Linked DNA regions of Homo sapiens: region 2 is linked to region 1. The links are chromatin loops, found by intact Hi-C in ENCODE. Cell type or tissue: B cell. All regions are shown on one strand. Links, peaks and the distances in the headings refer to the core of each region. The heading gives the core; the rest is flanking DNA.

What was found. Hi-C counts contacts between places; a loop is a spot of excess contacts. Peaks named below come from ENCODE experiments on the same cell type or tissue, not always from the same donor. Only the 100,000 strongest peaks of a DNase experiment are listed, where the experiment ranks them.
Region 2: it touches region 1 in a loop (6-fold over the local background); 1 of 110 quality-filtered maps calls a loop at or near these places.

Annotation. Positions count from the first base shown.
Region 1 is chr7:35,702,949-35,713,535 of GRCh38, forward strand. No RefSeq gene overlaps it. Among named protein-coding and RNA genes, the nearest start is that of LINC03013, 8.2 kb to the right of the region's middle. In B cell, for the core only: CTCF peaks have their summits at 6,714 and 6,915; a DNase peak (open chromatin) is centred at 6,703; H3K4me3 peaks cover 667 bases.
Region 2 is chr7:35,862,957-35,873,543 of GRCh38, forward strand. It overlaps SEPTIN7 (septin 7), which reads left to right. Exons shown (of 14, transcript NM_001788.6): 4 at 596-702; 5 at 9,710-9,810. Among named protein-coding and RNA genes, the nearest start is that of SEPTIN7, 67 kb to the left of the region's middle. In B cell, for the core only: no CTCF peak of the experiment used is centred there; a DNase peak (open chromatin) is centred at 6,365; H3K27ac peaks cover 1,535 bases.

The DNA.
Region 1 (10,587 bases), core at 3,743-8,742:
TTTTCTTTTTTTTTTTTTGAGATGGAGTCTCGCTGTCTGTCACCCAGGCTGGAGTACAGTAGCACGATCTTGGCTCACTGCAGCCTCTGCCTTCCGGACTCCAGCGATTCTCCTGCCTCAGCCTCTGGGTAGCTGGGATTACAGGCACATGCCACCATGCCTGGCTAACTTTTGTATTTTTAATAGAGACATGGTTTCACCATGTTGGCCAAGCTGTCTCAAACTCCTGACCTCAAGTGATCCACCTGCCTTGGCATCCCAAAGTGCTGGGATTACAGGCATAAGCCACTGCGCCCAGCCTATAAGTGATAATTCTTTATACTTAACCTTCCATGTTCAAAATGTGGTGTGGTTTCTCTCTCTTAGTTGGACCCTGGTTGATACAGCATTGGTATGAGAGGTGGTCCCAGGAGATGGACAATGAAGATAAAATTTAAGAATTGGTTTGGTCATTCCTTTGGCTGAGCTCTTCCTCAGAGGGAAATTAGATGCTAGAAATCCATGGCATGCAGGGGCATTACAATTGGTCAGACTACTACCGTCTGTGGTTGATTGTGATGACATGCCAACTGAAGCAAGTGACTGCCTCAGCAGTTGATGCATTTGACAATTAGGGCAATGAAGATGACAATAAGGACAGTGGTATGGGATAGATCCTTCTGAGTGCCCTTAAGCACCTGTAGGTAGAAAATGACAACCTTATGTCTTTCAGTTCTCAGGTCAAGTCACAGACTATGACCAGAACTACAAAGAACCTTTTAGTTCTTGCAGGCATAGGGGTGATACTGTTGAAAATCAAGCACTAAATTTCATTTTAAGGGTTGCTGAATTATAGTAACAGTTAAATTCACGGTCACATCACTATGTATATATGTACACACATATGGGTATATGTACACACATGTACATATATATATATATTATAGGTCATTGATTGGAAAAGAATGGAGACCTGAAAATTGGAATAGGGCCATCTCCTTGGACCCAGATGATGCTGACAATCTTGAAACTCCAGGTCACTCTAAGCTTTGCCTATTCGCGAAAGTAGCTTGCCTTCTGGAGACTAACCTTTCTTTGCCTGAAAACTCTGTGATAACCTCACTTGGGGCAGAGTCCTTAAAAGAGGATGTTCCTTCTCAAGACCTACCATAACCACTCGCTATCGCCACTAGACCTATAACTACAGTTACATCTCAGCATGCCCCACAGGGACAGGTACACACTATGACCCAGGAAGAACTAGCTGACACACCAAAAGAATTGTAAGACTTTGCTAATATATATTGGCAGAAATCTGGGGAATATATCCTAAGGGTGTTAGACCAAGGAGGGTAAAATAAAGAGCCAGCTTGCTATGCTTGTACTTGCTAGAGATTCCAGATTTCATGTGTTAGCTCATCCAGCTGAAGGTGGCTCTTACAATTTATTGGTGTATTGACTGAAACTTGGACTCAAAGACAGCCTACATTTAATACAGCTGAGATGCCAGAGCTTTCCTGGCATCATGTGGAGAAAGCAATCCAAGGACTTAGGGAGATAGGAATGTTAAACTGTATCAAGTGTTACCGGCACACCCTTCTCCTTCCACTGTTCCATGAGAAGGCCCATAAGACACTCTCTTCACTAAGGCATTGAGAGGTACATTAGTAAAAGGGAGCACCTGCATTTTTGTAAAGCTCTGTGGTTGCTCTTTGTAGACCAGGTGGGAGTATAGGGATGCCACCATTTAGATGAACTTCCTAGTTGTGCCACTTGAGAGACAGCACTATGGAAGGCTGGGGATATGTTTTACAGGATGAAGTATATTCTTTGAATTCAAGACCATTGCATGCAGAAAGGCATGCAGATTCAAGCTCAACTGCAAAAATACTTAATGTCCATTATTTACATTAATATTTGTCTCAGTCACTATTATAAAGGACACAAAGGATAGTGAGATATACTTGCCTTCAAAGAGTTTGCAATCTAGTAGGAGAAAATAAGACACACATGCAAGTGACTATAAAACAAAATAGAGTAAAGGAGGTATCCCAGGCCCTTGTGTACACCAACCACCTTATGTCTCAGCCAAAAGTGGAAGAAGGAAGTGAGGAAAGGGTGTGATCTGCTATATCAAATTTAGCTGGGGCCATTTGCAAAATGGAAACAGTGCTTTGACAGGATTCTTCCTTTCCTTAGTCTTTTCCAGCTTTTCCTCACATTTTCCCAGAGTATACCTTCCTTAAAACTTCATCTACTTTTTTTTTTTTTGAGATGGAGTCTTGCACTGTTGCCCAGGCTGGAGTGCAGTGGCACTATCTCGGCTCACTGCAACCTCCGCCTCCCAGGTTCAAGTAATTCTCCTTGCCTCAGCCTCCCAAGTAGCTTGGATAACAAGTGCCCGCCACCAAACCTGGCTAATTTTTTTTTTTTTTGGATTTTTAATAGAGACGGGGTTTCACTATGTTGGTCGGGCTGGTCTCGAACTCCTGACCTCATGATCCGCCTGCCTTGGCCTCCCAAAGTGCTGGGATTACAGGCATGAGCCACCGCGCCTGGCCAAAACCTCATCTACTGCCCTTCCTCAGGCCCAGCTGAGACTCCTTCAGTTTGGCAACTGGGAAAAGAGACCCAGCTGTGCCCCAGGAAATAAGATGGACCCCAAATGACCAGGCATACATATCTACCTTCCCCATATCAATGTCTGTGTCCCCACTGCCATTATTAACAACAACCTCATTCTTTTTCATCACACTCCCACTGTCTCTTCCCATGTCACTTCCAGTATCTACAGCAACTTCTTTATGTTGGTAGTACCTTCCTAATTAATTTTGTTAAAGTTCTGAGGCCAGATCTAGGATCAGCAGAATAACTGGTTAGTTTGATTGACAAGGGTAAGGAATAGGGAATGACAGCTAAGTCAAGTACTTCAAATACTACATGCTAGAAACCCATTTCCTTCATTCATTCTAAGGATTTAGCACTCCAGAGTTACAAACTTTTATACTTCCTGTCTTATCTTGAAAATTTTCCAAAAACATGCATAACACATTTTAAATAGTTATATAACTGGTGAAGAGAAAAGGCCAAAGTTCTTGAGAAAAATCTTGGCTGAGTTTGCATTTTTTCTCCATCTTAGTTTTTTTGTGTATTTCCTTTCATGACTCCCTATGGTTTGTAAAGTTGGTTGAATCTTTGAAAAAGCAAGCTAGCTTTGACTAAGAAAACTTGTTAAATTTCAGGCTTTAGAGAGTAATGGGACAGCTTCCTGAGTATAATGTTTGTAACATTCATTTTTAAAGAATGCAGGAGTTTATCTCCCTGAAGAGATTTATGTTTTACAACTTTGATATTGTCCAGTACTAAAATGCTCAGTTCTGTTGCAAGAATGTGTAATTAGGATAAAACAACTTAACATTAGTGGAGTTCCTATTACAGATGTGGAGTGTGCTAGGTGTTTTATGATGATCTCTTTGAATCCCTTTAAGATAAGCCCTGAGTCTCTCCACTTTCAAACTTGTCCTATCCTGTCCTTAGACACTGTGAAATCTAATAATGCATTTACTATATGGTAATGACTTTTTTTTTTTTTTTGAGATGGAGTCTTGCTCTCTTTCCCAGGTTGTAGTGCAGTGGCGTGATCTCGGCTCACTGCAACCTCCACCTCCCAGGTTCAAGCGATTCTCCTGCCTCAGCCTCCCGAGTAGCTGGGACTACAGGCATGTGCCACCACACCCGGCTAATTTTTGTATTTTTTTAGAGATGGGGTTTTGCTATTTTGGCCAGGCTGGTCTCAAACCCCTGATCTCAGGTGATCTGCCTGCCTTGGCCTCCCAAAGTGCTGGGATTACAAGGGTGAGCCACCACCCCTGGCTGGTAATGACTTAAGTCTGTCTCCCTCACTAGACTATGTGCTCCCTGAGGCTAGATATTGTGCCTTAGCCATTTCAATATCATTGTTGCCTAGCACAATCCTTTTTGCAGAGCAACAATAAATATTACGGACTAAATTATAATACTTAGTTTACAGAGGGAAATGAGCTGTAGGGAAGTTACCTGCCTAAGTTCGACAGTTAGTAATTGATAGAGCTGTTGATACTAAAGCCCTTGACTCCTTTCTTTCTTTTCTTTCTTTTCTGTCTCTCTCTCTCTCTCTTTCTCTCTTTCTTTCTGACAAGGTCTCTCTCTGTCACCCAGGCTGGAGTGCAGTGGCGCGATCTCAGCTCATTGCAACTCCGCCTCCCGGGTTCAAGCAATTCTTGTGTCTCAGCCTCCCAGGTAGCTAGGATCACAGCCATGAGCCACCACGCCTGGCTAATTTTTTTTGTATTTTTAGTAGAGATGGGGTTTCACCATTTGGCCAGGCTGGTCTCAAACTCCTGGCCTCAAGCAGTCCACCCGCCTCAGCCTCCCAAAGTGCTGGGATTACAGGCGTAAGCCACCGCGCCCGGCTGCCCTTGACTTTTATTCACAGTATTTCTATTTAAGAGCATGCAGTTCTATAGGGTTTTGTATGCCCATTTTACATCCTCTATCTTGTGAGCAATAATAGTAATATGTCTGGGAGAGTCTGAGCCACATTCAGGAGGAGATTTGGCAAAAAGAGTTAAGGAAAAAGCCACAGAAGCATCATGGGTACAAAGTTTAGAAGCAATGGGGGGGCATCGGTCTTTACACATCTGTTAGGAATGTCATGCAGCTAAAAGCAGCATCCCTGATAAACCTGTTTGGTATCTACTCGGCAAAACGGAGAAAACCCATAGGAATTTCAGCATTGTACCTGTCTTGTCTCTTGTACACATTCCTCTCTCATTTAATGGTTGGTCATACCAGAGGCCATTTTCCTGCTAACTCCTTCTCCGCCAAACTCAGTATTTTAATGTACTAGTTGTTATTGCACATATAACTAGAATCTTCTATAATTATTATATGTTTGTAGCTTTTCTCTTGTGTCTGTGAAAGTCATTCTTTGGTTAACATAACCATCTTTTATTCACTTTCACCCAAAATTACAGTTCATAGCATACTTCAGGAAGGGAAAATGTTGAGGCATCCTCTTTATAAACCACCTAAATTTCTAAGGATGCCAGGGAATCAATGGTGGTAAATAAGCTTAAAGAAAGAAAAGAAGTCTCAGCTTAACTTGAGACTCAATTTTGCTCAGATTCATTTGAGAGATGACACTTTTTGATTCCCACCATTTATATATATATTAGTTTCTTTTTTCCTTTCACTCTTTCTTTATTTTTGTTTCATTTTGTTTTGTTTTGTTTCTTTTTTGAGATGGAGTCTCACTCTGTCACCCAGGCTGGAGTGCAGTGTCACGATCACAGCTCACTGCAGCCTCATCCTTCTGGGCTCAAGTGATCCTCCCACCTCAGCCTCCTGAGTAGCTGGGGCTACAGGCGCATGACCCCATGCCCGGCTAATTTTTTTTTATTTATTTTTTGTAGAGATAGGGTTTTGTCCTGTTGCCAAGGCTGGTCTTGAACTCCTGGGCTCAAGCCATCCACCCACCTTGGACCACAAAATGCTGGGATTACAGGCATGAGCCACCACAGCCAGCCTAGTTTCCAGTCTTTTCATATTTCCCTTAGAATCTCCATTTTGTATACACAATCTCATTTTTACTTATCATGAACAAAAACCATTTTTAGATTGCTGTTTCATAGGCTTTTAAAAATCAGGTATGGGCCGGGTGCGGTGGCTCACGCCTGTAATCCCAGCACTTTGGGAGGCCGAGGCCGGCGGATCACTTGAGGTTGGGAGTTCGAGTCCAGTCTGACCAACATGGAGAAACCCTGTCTCTACTAAAAATACAAAATTAGCTGGGAGTGGTGGCACATGCCTGTAATCCCAGCTACTTGGGAGGCTGAGGCAGGAGAATTACTTGAAACCAGGAGGCAGAGGTTGTGGTGAGCCATGGTCGCACCATTGCACTCCAGCCTGGGCAACAAGAGCGAAACTCCATCTCAAAAAAAATTATATATATATATATTCCATGCATTAAGAAGAATTTCTAGAACTATATAAACCAAAGTGTGGAGTGAAATTGTAGTGGGCATTTTATTTCTTTTTGTTTATATTTTCTACTTTTTCTAAGTGAACTCATTTTACTATTTTGATTAAAAAAAAAAGCTATTTAAAAGAAATTTTAAGTTCATTTATTCCTTCATTCAGTAGCAAGTCTTGGCATTATTTCTCAGTTTGAGCCTTTTAAAAAATAATAATAAAATATACATTTTACAAGAACAACCAGATTCTCTTCATAGCCCTTACATTTTGAACTAATGTATTTTATTTGTTGACAGTTTGGGTGAAGTCAGAGAGACATTTTCAAGTTTAAATTTCAAATTTCAAGTGTTAATTTCTATATAAAATCCTTTCCTAAATCAAAATTTTTACTTCAATAAAATGGATCTACCTTTATGTTTTGAAAAACTATGATTTTTAAAAATGAATTAGGCAAGATTGAATATTTTTCTTTTACTGTATTTTTAAATGTTGCTTATTCACAAATCCTTCCATCCTTCAGATTAAGGCCTAATTTGTGAGTAATATTCAAGTCATTAATTTCACAATTACTATTACATTATTAAATTTCTATTTAGAGGTACTTAGTGTCATATTTTCAAAAGGAAATAGACACATCTAAAACAAGAAACAGGAAACGCAGCATGAAATGTACCATTGCGGTGGTTAACCACAGTAGCCACTGGGTGTCTCCACTGCTTCACACCAGTCACTATCTCTGATGGAAGTTTCCAACGAAAACAGGAGATGAAGAGCAAAGCTTTATTTACAGAATTCTTAATTAGGAACTGATGCAGCATTTACATGCCAGACATTTTATTTAGAAACAGTTCTGCTCATGTAGGCAATATTTTCTTGCATTCTTTGATAACTGGGCATTTGATTTGCCAAGGAGAGGAAGGGAAACATTTATTATTTTTCTTAACATCCTATCATTTCCTATTCCAATTTTTAAATCGGAAACAAAGATTCTTCATTTGCGACATCTTGGCTATTTTCATAGCTACCATTTTCAGAGTTCTATAATGAAATAACTCTACTAAAAGCAAGAAAATTTACCACTAGACAGGAATATGGTATGTTTTCCTTTTGGAAAAGTAGAAAACTATATTGCTGGTAGCTTTCTACCTCTGAGAAATGTCACTGTGCCCCAAAAGAGCTAGTGAATAGAAGAAAAAGACAGGAATCAGCCACAGAGTAGTAGAACTGGCCTCTGGGTAGGTGATCTTTAAAGTTAACTCTCCACCAGGCAGGGTGGCTCACGCCTGTAATCCCAACATTTTGGGAGGAGGTATGCAGATCACTTGAGCTCAGGAGTTCCAGACCAGCCTGGGCAACATATGAAACCCCATCTCTACTAAAAATACAAAAATTAGCCAGGTGCGGTGGCGCACACCTGTAGTCCCAGCTATTCAAGAGGCTGAGGTGGGAGAATTGCTTGAGCTCAGGAGGTTGAGGTTGCAGTGACCATGTCACTGCACACCAGCCTGAGCAACAAAGCTTGTCTCAAAAAAAAAAAAAAAAAAAAAAAACAACAAAAAAAAAAAACTAACCATTCCTGGGATTGCAGATCTAAACCTTGGGACTGACTATAATTTAGAAACTTAACCTCAGTTTATATTTCTAGATGCCATTAAATTTGCAATTTGTTCATTTAGGGTACATTTTTTTCTTCATCTTGCCTTCTTTTAGTTTAATTTTTCCACTCCAAACCTACCGCTTTCTTCTGTGTTCTCAGTTTCTTCTGCCATCTACCATTCCCATTTTTATTTTTCCTTCGCTGCCCCTTTTCATTTGCTTGGTTGAGTAGATAAATTTTGAATGAAAGTCATTGTTTTTCAAAAATCCTACCTTAGCCTCAAATCATTCCATCAGAAGAAAGGAATTCTAGAAATTTAACATAAATAGTTCAAAGTTTAAGATGCTCCCTAAACACAAATACAATTGCATACGTCCCCTAGTATTCACTGTGATATAATAAACTGACTATATAACTGATTTACTTATCTGCTTAAGGAAACTAATGAATGGTGGAATCAGAAGAACAAACTTCGAATTCAAACAGCAACAAAATTATAGACAACATATTTTTGATTCTACAAACTACAAATAGAGTAGCCAAACACAGAACTTGGTGTAGGTGACAGAACTTCAAGACGGAAAGTAGAATTTAAATATCAAGTTCACATTATCAGGAAAAGATATAGTTATGAGTTAAAGAATACATTGTTTTAAATATTCAAATAAATGAGGGGGAAGAAGTAATATAAGATTATGGATCCCAGATTTGACATTAATTTCATATCATGTACTTAATTCACAGAGTTCTCTGCAGAAGGGGAAAGGATTAAGGAATCTCATAGGTGATCAGGGAGAGAGTGGATCTCAGCTATCTTCTACCAAGTGAAGACAGATCCACACAAAACCCTACATAGCCTTCTGCAATTTGCTATTTTTACCTAACATTTTATTTTTAAGATTAAATACTACATTTATTTTTTTTAATATAGTAATGCTACATTTACCATCAGTCTTCGTTCGCTTTAATTTAGACCTGAAGCTCAGTTTTCCCTATTTTTGCTTGTTCACTGCACAGTCTGGCCACATAAAAATTTACATCTACTGGAGAAAATGAAGGATTGCAGACAATTTCTTGAAATGCAGCTATGATTTTAATCTTATCTGTTTAGCATGAAGAAACAGATTAAGAAGAAAGGCATATTTTCAGAATTTATTATATAGTTTTGAAAGATAAAGACATATGTATGTTTATGTTCATCGCAGCACTACTCACAATAGCAAAGACATGGAATCAACCTAAATGCCCATCAGTGGTTGACTGGATAAATAAAATATGGTACATATATACTATGGAAACCTATGCAGCCATAAAAAAGAATGAGATCATATCTTTTGCAGGGACGTGGATGGAGCTGGAGGCCATTATCTTAAGTAAACTAACACAGAACAAAATGCCAAATACACAATGTTCCCACTTATAAGTGGGAGCTAAACAACAAGAACACATGGATACTAGAAGGGGAACAACAGACACTGGGGCCTACTTGAGGGGGAAGTGGGGAGGAGGGAGGGAATCACAAAAGAATACCAATCAGGTAATATGTTTATTACCCAAGTGACAAAATTATTTGTACAAAAAACCCCTGTGACACACAGTCTACCTATATAACAAACTTGCACATGTATCCCTGAACCTAAAATACAAAAAACAAAAAGCAAAATAAAAATAATCTAAGCTATTCAAGTAATGACCCAAAAGTTCTTCTATATGTTAGGAAGACCAGTAAATGCATTACTAAGCAGCTAGGCTGAGATAAGGGTGAGAGAAAGAGAGCTTTGGTGCTAGGATTTAATGGTCCTGTAGTCTAGTCCTGACTCTGCTGTCACAGTTTATTTAACTTCTTTGGGCTCTCAATTTTCTCTATAACATTAATCAGTTGGCCAGGCTCAGTGGCTAAAGTCTGTAATACCAGCACTTTGGGAGGCCGAGGGGGGTGCGGATCACCTGAGGTCAGGAGATCAAGACCAGCCTGGCCAACATGGTGAAACCCCATCTCAACCAAAAATACAAAAATTAGCTGGGTGTGGTGGCACGCGCCTGTAATCCCAGCTACTCAGGAGGCTGAGGCAGGAGAATCGCTTGAACGTGGGAAGCAGAAGTTGCAGTGAGCCAGGATCATGCCACCGCACTCCAGCCTGGGCAACAGAGTGAGGCTCTGTCTCAATAAATAAAATAAAATAAAATATAAAATAAAATAAAATAAATAATAAAATAATAAAATAAAATAAAATAAATAAAATAAAATAAAATAAATCTGTTGGACCAGATGTCCTTGGTGCTAATTTTCAATGATCTGTGACATCATAAAATAAAAAATATAAAGACTAAAAATTTATTCTAGCTCACATGCTTTCATTTTCTGTATGAAATAAATTTTCATTATGATATGTTGGTGAAGAAAGTACATAGTGTATTAGTACCCATTTCTCAGGACACAGAGTATATTTAACTAACTTATTATATAGCCATGTAATTTTGCCTACATTGCACATTTTGTTCACATCTATACTTTATTTACTTCTGAGTCCTTGCTGATAGGCCTCTCTCCTGATTATGATATTGCTTTTGTGGTGAAATAGGATCCACTTCCATGATCTGTGCATTGGAGATTCAGGAGCACATTGTAGAGACTTCTCGATGTAGGTGAATGATAAGGACTACGGATGTAGGCATACTGTGTTAGAATCACCTGCAGATTATTTGGCAGTTTTTAAAATTATTCCTGGGTCCTTCTGTTATAAGGATAGGGCCCTTTACTAAAGCTGCAAGCTGCAGAATCCTCCTCAATCTTTTTATTTTTTAGCTTTTATTTTTTTTAAGCTACTCCTGCTGGAATGGGAACCTCCTCAATCTTTATCAGGAAAACAACAATAACAATCGAATTTTAGAGGTTTTTTGAATTCCTGATCACAGATACAAATAATTAGTGGTCTGGAAAGTAGTTAAGTGTAATAAAAAATATAATGTTCCTTATAACATTGAGAGCTTTATAG
Region 2 (10,587 bases), core at 3,353-8,352, 160 kb after region 1:
CTCCTACCTCGAGTAGAAGCAATATAAAAAGTAATTACCTAAGATTTTTTGGATTCTGGTTTGGGAGAAGCACCCTTATATTTAGGCTGATGGGTGGCTGAATTAGAAAGTATGTTTTGTGATTTAGAATTTTATACGGAGATGTTCATTGTGATTAATTCTTTGTATTAGCAGATTTTTGCTTTTTATAGTTGCATGATTTCTTGTTTTGATCATTCATTATTGTCTATTAGTAAAGAAAAACTTTATTTCACTCAAGCAGCGACATATAATCCAACTTGGATTTTTTAATAATGACATTTTTCTTTGGGAATAACATTACTGTTAAAAATGTAGATTATTAGATACATTACTTTTAATGAATATAAGTGGTATAATTAGAAGACTGAAAAGAATCCCTGGAAACATGAGTCTGATTTGATAGCTAAGCAACTGAGGACAAGATACTTATTCTCTGTAGCATATTTTCTAATGTCATTTCATTGTCTCACCAAGAAGTACTTGCATAAGGCAAGTTTGATTATAGCATCTGTTGAATATTTAAGATTGCGTAAAGTGGGTGAGTTTAACAGATATTTTCCCTTATTTCTTTTAGGTGAATCTGGATTGGGAAAGTCGACATTAATCAACTCATTATTCCTCACAGATTTGTATTCTCCAGAGTATCCAGGTCCTTCTCATAGAATTAAAAAGACTGTACAGGTATGGATATTAGTATTGTTAATTGATAAGCTGGAATAATATTAATACACACAAAGCACATGTTGTAACTTTTATTAGGCTTCCTTAGAGGTAAGATGCAAATTTGTCCTTAGCCAGTGTATGATGGTAAATATGACTTCATAAAATTTAAAAAAAAAAGTACAGTTCATCAGAAGAATTATCTTGGCTAGAACTTCCCAAATTTGTCTAGAGGACTCTCCTAGAGATGACACTGTGACATAGTAACCAATTCCCCTGGAGTTGTGCTATCTAGTATGGTAGTCATTTGCCACATGTTTAAATAAATTAAAATTAGTTAAATTAAAAATGCAATTTCTCATTTGCTCCAGATACATTTCAAGTGCTCAACAGCCCATGTGGCAAGTGGCTGCCATTTTTTGCAGCACGTATATGAAGATTTTCATCATTGCAGAAAATTGCATTAGATGGTGTAGAGAAAACGTGATTTATAGAAAAGCTATTGTGATTTAAATATAGTGTTCTATATTAGTCAGTGGGATAATACCATATCATAGTTGAATGGCAATAGCGATTCTGTAAGACTCCCAAGGTATATGTGATCTGATTTACTAGTTCTCAGTCTTTGCTATGCATTCCAATCCTCGGTATCCTGTTAAATTTAGTTCTTCTAGTAGGTCTGAGATGGGCTGCAATTTCTACATTTCTAACAAGATCACAGGTGATGCTGATGCTGCTGGATGGTAGATCACACTTTATAGAGCAAGGGGCTAGATTCTAGATATGTACTTTTTATTAAATAGTACAGCAGCCTGTAGCCACATGTGGCTATTAATCTTTGAAATGTAGGTGGTCTGAATTGTGATGTTCTGCAAATATAAAATATACCACAGATGTCTAAGACTGAGCATGGAAAAAAAAATCTCAATAATTTTTTATATTGATTGTATACTGCAGTGATAATATTTTGGATGTATCAGGTTAAATAAAATTGATTGATTTCACCTTTTTCCTATTTTAAAAGTGGCTAAGAAAATTATAAATTATATGATTGATATGGTATTTTTGTTTGTCAGCACTGCTCTAAACTGTTGATTAAAAATATTGTTGGTGAGCTCTGCTTATGTGATATATAGGACATGAGCAGAGAGGAGGCAAGTGAACAGTTCTGGCTGGAGTTGGCTTCATTCAGGCAGTGATGCTTTTAGCTGGATTTGAAGAAGTGGTAGTGATCATCCCAGTGCACAGGATGGAGGGACAGTCTGTATATTCTGGGCAGTAACTCATATATCAAACTATAAGATGCAGTTTAGTAACTAGATCCCAAAGGAGTAATTTTGTGAAGTGAATTTCTTATTTCTCCTTCTCAATGTTTCTATTTTAGGATTTTTTTTTTTTTTGGTAACCTTTATAGGGCTTGAGATTTAAAATTACCTGCAAAATTATGCTCTAAAAACTTGTTCCTACATGCTTATTTATTTTGTGATAAATATTGGAAATTTTAATCCTAAGCAAGAAAATGAACTTTGAACTTTCTTAATTTGGGTATCTATTAGGAATACCTTAATTTAGGTATTTATGAATTTAGATATGCAAGATAAAACTAACCACTACCCAAATTAATGTACAGTTCATTTCCAGAACCCTAGTTTCTTCTGTGTGCTCACTGTCATTCAGTATTACACCCCCCAAAGATACACACCTTAACTGACTGCTTTCTCCATAGATAAATTTGCCTGTTCTTGAATGTTACATACATATACTTTTTTATATCTGTTTTCTTTCAGTGAAGATTACGTCTGTATTATTTACTCATGTTGGGTGTAGTTCTTTTTCATCGTCATCGTATGCTACTCCATTGTGTGAATGTATCAGTATATCATTTATTGTTTATTTTAGATAAGCCTTTGGGTTTCAGTTTTTTACTAATAGGAACATTCTTGTGTATGTCTTGGTGGACTTAGGCACTCATTGCTGTTGTGTGTGCATAAAGATATAAAGGTATTTGAGTCTATTTTCTTTGATTTCTAGTGAGGTTGAACATGTCTTTTGTACTCATTAACTGTTATTTCATGAAAGTGTTTTGATAATATTTTCTGTCATTTTATTCCTGATTTATAGGAGTTTTAAAAATCTAACTAATAATCCCCTACATTTTAGATATTGCAGACATTTTCTCCCCAGGCAAGCATCTGTTAAAGATGTGACATGCCCTCAATTTATTAGAATTCTTACATTGGCCTAGCTTCAAAATAAATTGTCTAAACCCATTTTACCTTCCTTTAAAATAACACTTCAAAAATATCCTCTTCTGTTGTGAATATCTTCCCAGAAACTCTCTTTATCTTGAAAACAAAGGGGTAATGGAGGTAAGAATATCTCTAGGAGGATTTTTAAGACAGAAGCCTGTGCACCACTGTTAAATATCTTTTCTTTACCAAAAGGAAGACCTGTAACATTTGAGAACCAGATTGATCCTTACTAGAATCCTGTAGAAGTCCTCTTTCCTGATTGAACCATGGAGGTGTATTCTTTTATATACTGGAAACCAGTTGAAGATCATCTAAACTCTTTTGCCCACTTACTCAGGAAAGAACATGCCATATTACAGACAGGGTCAGAGTCATTCAAGAAGCCTGAATGTAGTTAGAAAATGAGAATGTAATCTTTTTGATAGTTGGCTGGCTCCTTACCAAGCCCAGTAGTCTAGCAGATGATCTGCCCTTGGAAGCTAATAAACTCTCACAGTAGAGGGGAGTGGTCACCAGTATTGTATCTCAGTCCAGACATATTAGACTGGTAAACATACAATCCTGAGTTTCAGAAGACAAACGTTTATGAAAATGGGGAGAAAAACTGTCTCCTATTATGTGGCTGAATAAGGAGCAAGATATTAATAAAGACCATGATCTCATATTCTCATCCCTGGGCATTATCTATTTATAAGAGACTTGTATCTTAAAGGAGATATTCATTCACATTCACAGTCTTGGAAGGAATGGGAAGCTGTGTACACTGAACAGAGAGCTGATTTTTAGCCTCCTGTGTGTAAAATAGCAGTTCTGATTCAAGTGAAGTTTTCAGTATTGATAGAAGCTCATTAAGATTAATTCTTAACCTCTTATCTTGGACCTCAGGACCCTGAGTTATATCTGTGCATTTCCAGATGCGAGCTGACACCAGTCCTGGAATTCTTTATACCAGTGCTTCTCAAACTTGAGCGCACATCACAATCACCTGGAAGGCTTGTCGAAACACAGATTGCTGAGTCCCTTTCTTCATGGTTTGCTATATAGCAGGTTTGAGGCAGGGCCCAACTAATTTGTATTTCTATTTAGTTCTCAGAATGTATTACTGCCAGTCTGGGTACTACATTTTGAGAACAACTGCTCTGCTGCAAACTGGTTTTATCCTGTGTCTGTCAGGGTGAAAGGAGGAGAGGGAAGTGTTTTACCTTAGTTCTTTCAGAATGTTTCAAGTGGAATGAAATGGTACCATGTTACCTCCATTTTTTACTTATATATATATTTTTCCAAAAGATTGATGAAAATGAAGTGAAAAAAATTGAACATTTGAGCTCTACTTCATGTTTCAGTATCAAATATAGATACCCAGATTAACAAAATTTTTTGGAAAAATATTGCTTACAATGTTGTATGTATGTTAACAGTTAACCGTTATTTTATAATTTTGTACCATTTGAAAATTTTTATATTTATTTATTTATTTTTGAGATGGAGCCCTGCTCTTTCACCCAGCTGGAGTATAGTGGCGCGATCTCGGTTCACTACAACCTCCACCTCCAAAGTTCAAGTGTTTCTCCTGCCTCAGCCTCCTGAGTACCTGGGATTATAGGCGTGTGCCACCACGCCTGGCTAATTTTTGTATTTTTAGTAGAGATGGGGTTTTGCCTTGTTGGCCAGGCTGGTCTCGAACTCCTGACCTCACGTGATCCGCCCGCCTCGGCCTCCCAAAGTGCCGGGATTACAGGCGTGAGCCACCACGCCTGGCCTGCATTTGAAAATTTTTAAATCATACTTCATGTCACTGAAAGGGTATCATCTGTCTTTTCTTGGGAAGAAATTATCCTTTCTTCTGAGATTGAAGTCCATTTTAATTTTCTCTTAATGTATTAAGATAATTCTTTTGTGCAATGACACTGTTAGATTTTTTAAAGTTCTTAGTTGGAAACTACGCTGCTCCCCTTTGAAACATTTTATTGGTCCATGAAGTGTTTTTTTTTTTTCTTTCCGAGATGGAGTCTTGCTCTGTTGCCCAGGCTGGAGTGCAGTGGTGTGATCTCAAGCTTACTGCAACCTCTGCTTCCTGGGCTCAAGCAATTCTCCTGCCTTAGCCTCCCGGGTAGCTGGGATTACAGGCGCGTACTACACCTGGCTAATTTTTGTATTTTTAGTAGAGATGGGGTTTCACCATGTTGGCCAGGCTGGTCTCGAACTCCCGACCTCAACTGATCCTTCCACCTCAGCCTCCGAAAGCGCTGGGATTACAGGTGTGAGCCACCGCACCCAGCTGGTCCCTGAAGTTTTGTAAATCAAACTCTGTAGATGAAGTGGGTGCAAAATTTTGAAAGTGAGAAAAGGTGAAAGCAGTATGTACTTCTCTGGGGTAACATACTTGATAGACTCCTTGAAAAATTTTCACAGAGCCCTATCAGGAGAGTCTCCTGTTGACAGCTGGTCCAGTTTTGATAGTTTTTGAGCCATTCACATAACATATTTGAATGCTTGTCTTAAACTAAGTTTTGGGGCTACAATGATGATAGACAAAAAGTTCTCAAAGATCTCACAATTGTGGGAAAAATATGGACAAACAATTATGACTTAGTGAGAAAGATGCTTTTGTAAGGTGCTGTAGAGGTGACCTTGGCAAGGTAAATTTTAATGAAGTGGTAGCAAGATGGCAGTGGGTTGAGAAGTGAGTGGTGAGTCAGTGAAGATGGGTGATGGCTATTAAGGAAGGGATGAAAAGGGATACCTAGGAGTGAGTATAGAGGACTCAGAGAGTGGTTTGATGATTTCCAAAAGAGACCTGAGAATGGTTATATCCTGTGGCAAGTCATTCTCTAAGAAATGAGAGATTGACGATAGAGGGGAAATAGTGTAAACGGTTGTCAAGATGAATCTAAAATGGAAATTAATCAGTTCCCTAGAACATATTGAGAAATTAGCTTTAGGAAAAAGATATATTTCACACACACTGTACCATGGAAGGTACAGTGCTGATTCAGACAGACTGGGAATGGTCTCATTTTTAAGTGGAGATATGAGGTACTTCACTGAGCATTGTGACAGACATGGGCTTGGGAAGAGCCTACTGGGAAATGGGAGAGGCATGAGACTAAGGAGCACATAAGAGGAATATTAGCAGGGAAATTCTTGTTGAGGTTGAAAGTCATGAATTTTATGGTATAGGAATAGAAAGATGGGTTAATCCAGAGTGGGATTTGAGTTGGAAAGGGAAAGAAATAAAGGTTTTGGGAAGGAGGTTGCTAATAGAAAATGAGAGGGGCAAGGGATTTGAGGTCTCAGTGTAAGGAGACAGGGATATGAGAGGTAGAGAGGTTCAGAATAGAAGGCCAAGTTAGAGTTTTGGGATCAACTTTCTTAGTAAAGTAGTTCTGGGTCTTGATGAGAAGGAGGTATTCTTTAAGCATAACTGTTTTACTATTGGTCACTTCCTCTTTCATTTTCTTGTGGAACACGATGAAACATGTAAGATGATATTTGTCTTTTGAGCCAGTAAATAAGCAAAATAGATAGTTTTTGTGTTTGAGCTAAGTGGAGTATCTCAGGCCATTCCAATGTCTTCAGAGTTTTGGCTGTAATGCTACCTCTTGAGCAAGTGAAGGTAGAGGTAGGCTCTTGACAGAAAATTTTAACCCTCTCTTCAAAATGTTATGTTCTTAATTAAATAACATTTTTTATTTACCTTAATAAGTGGCATGTAAACATTAAGTTAGGTTAGTTTATATGACACTGTATAATAAACATTGTTTGACTTTTTTTCCTCAGATGGTAAAACTGAAAACTCAGTATACTGGAACTCTTGTATACTGTATACACTCAGTATTAGAAAATGAGTACCTTGGATTTCTGGAATCTCAGATGCCAAAAGAGGTCTCAATAGATGAATTATACATAGATGATACATGGACGATAGCTTTAGTTTTATTTATTTTTCAGGGAAAAACAGTTGAAAATGCCCTTGATTCATTCTTTTGGTATTAAATGATGCAGCTAATCTTAGAGAACCCTGAGTGATGCCATAAAGATGTTGATGTGACCTGCTTAAGGAAAGTGCGTGGGAAAGTGGCCATTTGGAATAGATTTGTTAGAAAAGTTTGAAATTCTTGGACTTCAACTAATTTGTTTTCCATGGATCCCATGAGGATACTTGTAAAAGCAGATGATAGGATACAGTCGGATCCTGTGAATGGCACTAGTTTAGTTGTGTTTTCTGGATCTCTTCCATATGTCGCTGACTTCTTTGTATTTGACCGTGTATGGATACACAGAATTTTGTAGGCCAGAGAAGAAAAGAAGCTTTATAAACATTCCTTAAAGTGTGTAAAATACAAATCTTCATTTGTCTTAGCAAGTCAATAAGTAATTAAGTTGTTGAACTGATTTTTTTTAAAAAACAGGGAAATATCTTAAAATTTAAGCTGTTAAGTTAAAATGTGTAATTGGTATACAGCATATTACTGAAGGTAGAATGGGCTTCGTTTGGTAATAAAGGAACCAGAAATAGTTTGAAGTAAAATTGGGAGATGATTCATGTAGATTTACTATATTGTTGTATCACTTTCTAGTGTGTAGTACTATGTTATTTAAAAGAGTAAGTAGGTAAAGGAGTGGTATGATTACTTTGGATATTTCTGCTTCAGCCACAGTTACCATGAATAAATGATCTGTCTTTATAAAGGAGATGGAAGTGAATTCAAGATATTGAGATGTTAGATTTGACTGGGTTGTCCTTTGGCTAGAAGATCACCAGATAAAATGTAAACCTCCTAAACTAGATGAGATGATACCATTAAACATTTTTTTTGGCCCAGCACTTTGGGAGGCTGAAATGGGAAGATCGCTTGAACCCAGGAGTGAGGCTGCAGTAAGCTATAATCTGCCATGCACTCCAGCCTGAGCAACAGAGTGAGACCCTGACTAAAAAAAAAAAAAAAAAAAAATGTTTTTCCTTTGGTTCTCATGATCTCACACTGATGAATCTGATTGTTTTCTCTGAGTTATTTTGCCTCTCTCATGTTATTAGGGTAACCTGATAATAGACATGTTATCTTAGTTGTGTGGTATGTGACAGTGATCTCCTAAATGATGTGCATCAATCATTGATACTGAGGATGATCAGAAAATATTACAACTGTTATTGATGTTTACTTTTTTAATCTACAGATTAATGATAATGCATATTAATACTTAATATTCAGATTGCCAATAGTATATATTTGGTGGATAAATATCTTTTGGATCTGCAAAATTTTCACTTGATAGTTTATATCAGGATCAAAGCAGTTTAAAGAACATTAAAAGATAAGAATTTGGCATCTCATTTCTCTAAAAGATAAGTCATGTGTGTCCACATCTCAGGCAATTTTTTTCAGTTTTAATAAGTTTTATTCCTCATAATAAAATTTTTTTAACAGAAAACTCTTGATTGCTGTAGACCTCTGCTGTGTATTCGGTAGTCACTAGCCATATGTGGCTATTTAAGTTAATTCAAATTAAATAAAATTAAATATCAGCTCCTCATTTGCAGTAGTCAGATTTCAAGGACTAAGTAGCCACATGGACAAGTGGAAGGTGGTGTTCAGTTGCTGCTCATAATAGTTGATACCCTAGGATTTGGAGATGCAGTGTGGATACACAACAATTCCATCATCTCAGAAAGTGTTATTGGATAGTGTGGCTACAGACTTTTCTTGCTCAGCAATCTTAGTCTCCGCATGTTAGTCTCTTCATGCATCAGGTAGCATCTATAAAACATGCCAAAAGGAAGTAGGCTATCTCTAAAAGTGTCCCAAACTTTTTGTCTTGTAAATTAGCTTATCAGCATACTTGGAGCCTCTAGCCTTAATAAGGACTTGTTATCCTTATTAAATGTGTTATCAGGAGAAAGCCTGTCTTTTTCTGGAGGAATTATTCCCTTTTCATTTGAATCCGTGTTTGCTTTATCTTGGGTTCCTGAAAACTGATATTTTGCATTTAACAGCAGCATATGCCCAGGATGAATGATAATACATCTTCTGATACAGAGCTTGAGATTACAGAATGTCTTAAATTGTTCCAGGAACTGTTGTTATCATTTAAGTCCAATAATCAGTTAGTAAGGTTTCACCCTACCAGAATACACTTTTTTTTAAAATAAAAACTGTCTGGACTTTTGCTGATTACATTGTCCAGAATGTGGAGTATCACATTTGAGAAAAGGATTGGATCCTAGCCATAACATAAATACAAGGGTAATACATCCATGCTGAGAAAGATTAAGGAATGATAGTAAGTTTATTTGAGTGAGTGGTTGGGGCCAAACTTGATAGAGAATAGTCCAGGAAGACATTTACTGTAAATGGTAGATTAGATGTTCTTCTCTGATTAATTACATTTGAACTCTGTGAATTATTAAATCACTCAAACTGCTTATTTGTATTATTAGATGCACATTTAAGTTATATAAGTATTACATGTCTTTAGTGGTGATCACTATTTTATCAGTTCCTCTGTCTGTCTTTATACCAAGTATGAGTCATAAACCCAGTATGAATTTGCCAAGAGATTGGCAGACTATTTGTATATATGCTTTTCTTTCAAATAATCTGGATTTCCAATGCCCGCTATCATCAATTCTAAAGGTAATGTGGTAGTAGGTAGATTTAGTTTGCTAACAGTTTCCCAGTTGGTTTTGATAAACTCGAACGTCCCTACCATCACCCCTTGTAGGAAATCACTGATGTAATGTATGATATTAACATCTGCACCAATTACTCTTACAGGTGGAACAATCCAAAGTTTTAATCAAAGAAGGTGGTGTTCAGTTGCTGCTCACAATAGTTGATACCCCAGGATTTGGAGATGCAGTGGATAATAGTAATTGGTAAGAAGGGTTTGTCCTCACAACTTTGCAGTGCATTTGGGGTACTGGGGTGGTTAAACTTTTTCTTCTTAACATTTTAAAACTTCTCATCTTAGCAAAGGTCACCAAACTTCAAGCAACATGACTTGGGTTTGTATACCAACTTTGCCACTTATCTGACAAAGTTGTTTAACTTCTTTGAACCCATTTACTTTTCTATAAAATGGAGATAATACCTATCATAAAATTGTTTTTAAGACATATTCTAAAATAACATAGGTAAATAGAAGAATTCTCATTATTGTAAGAAATTTAAAACTGTTCACTTTAATTTTATTCATTTGTATAAATTCTATCTCAATCCTAATTTAAACCTGATATTTAGACTTTCAGTTTTTCTGTAAGTCCTAAGTGAAGAAAACAACTATGAAATTTTAGTCTGAAGTAATTATCTTAGTATTTTATAAATAATACTTTTATTTTTGTTTGAATTCACATTGTTTTTGAGGTAATTTTCTGTCAACTCTTAAAACTCCCAAGTTCACCATGAAGTTTTTTTATTATTTAAAGTAATCTCTCATTTGAAATTTTAAACTGCATATAATTGTTTTCATATTATGAAGTGTGTTATTAATACACTTATTAGTGCAAATAATATGCTAATATTTAGCTGTGTTTCGACAGTAAATAGTTTATTTTCTTTCATTTGGAAAGTTTTGAATAATGAATATTTATTCAACATAATTTATATTTTTGAATATATAGAATAACTTGACATATCTTCTACTGGTAAATTCA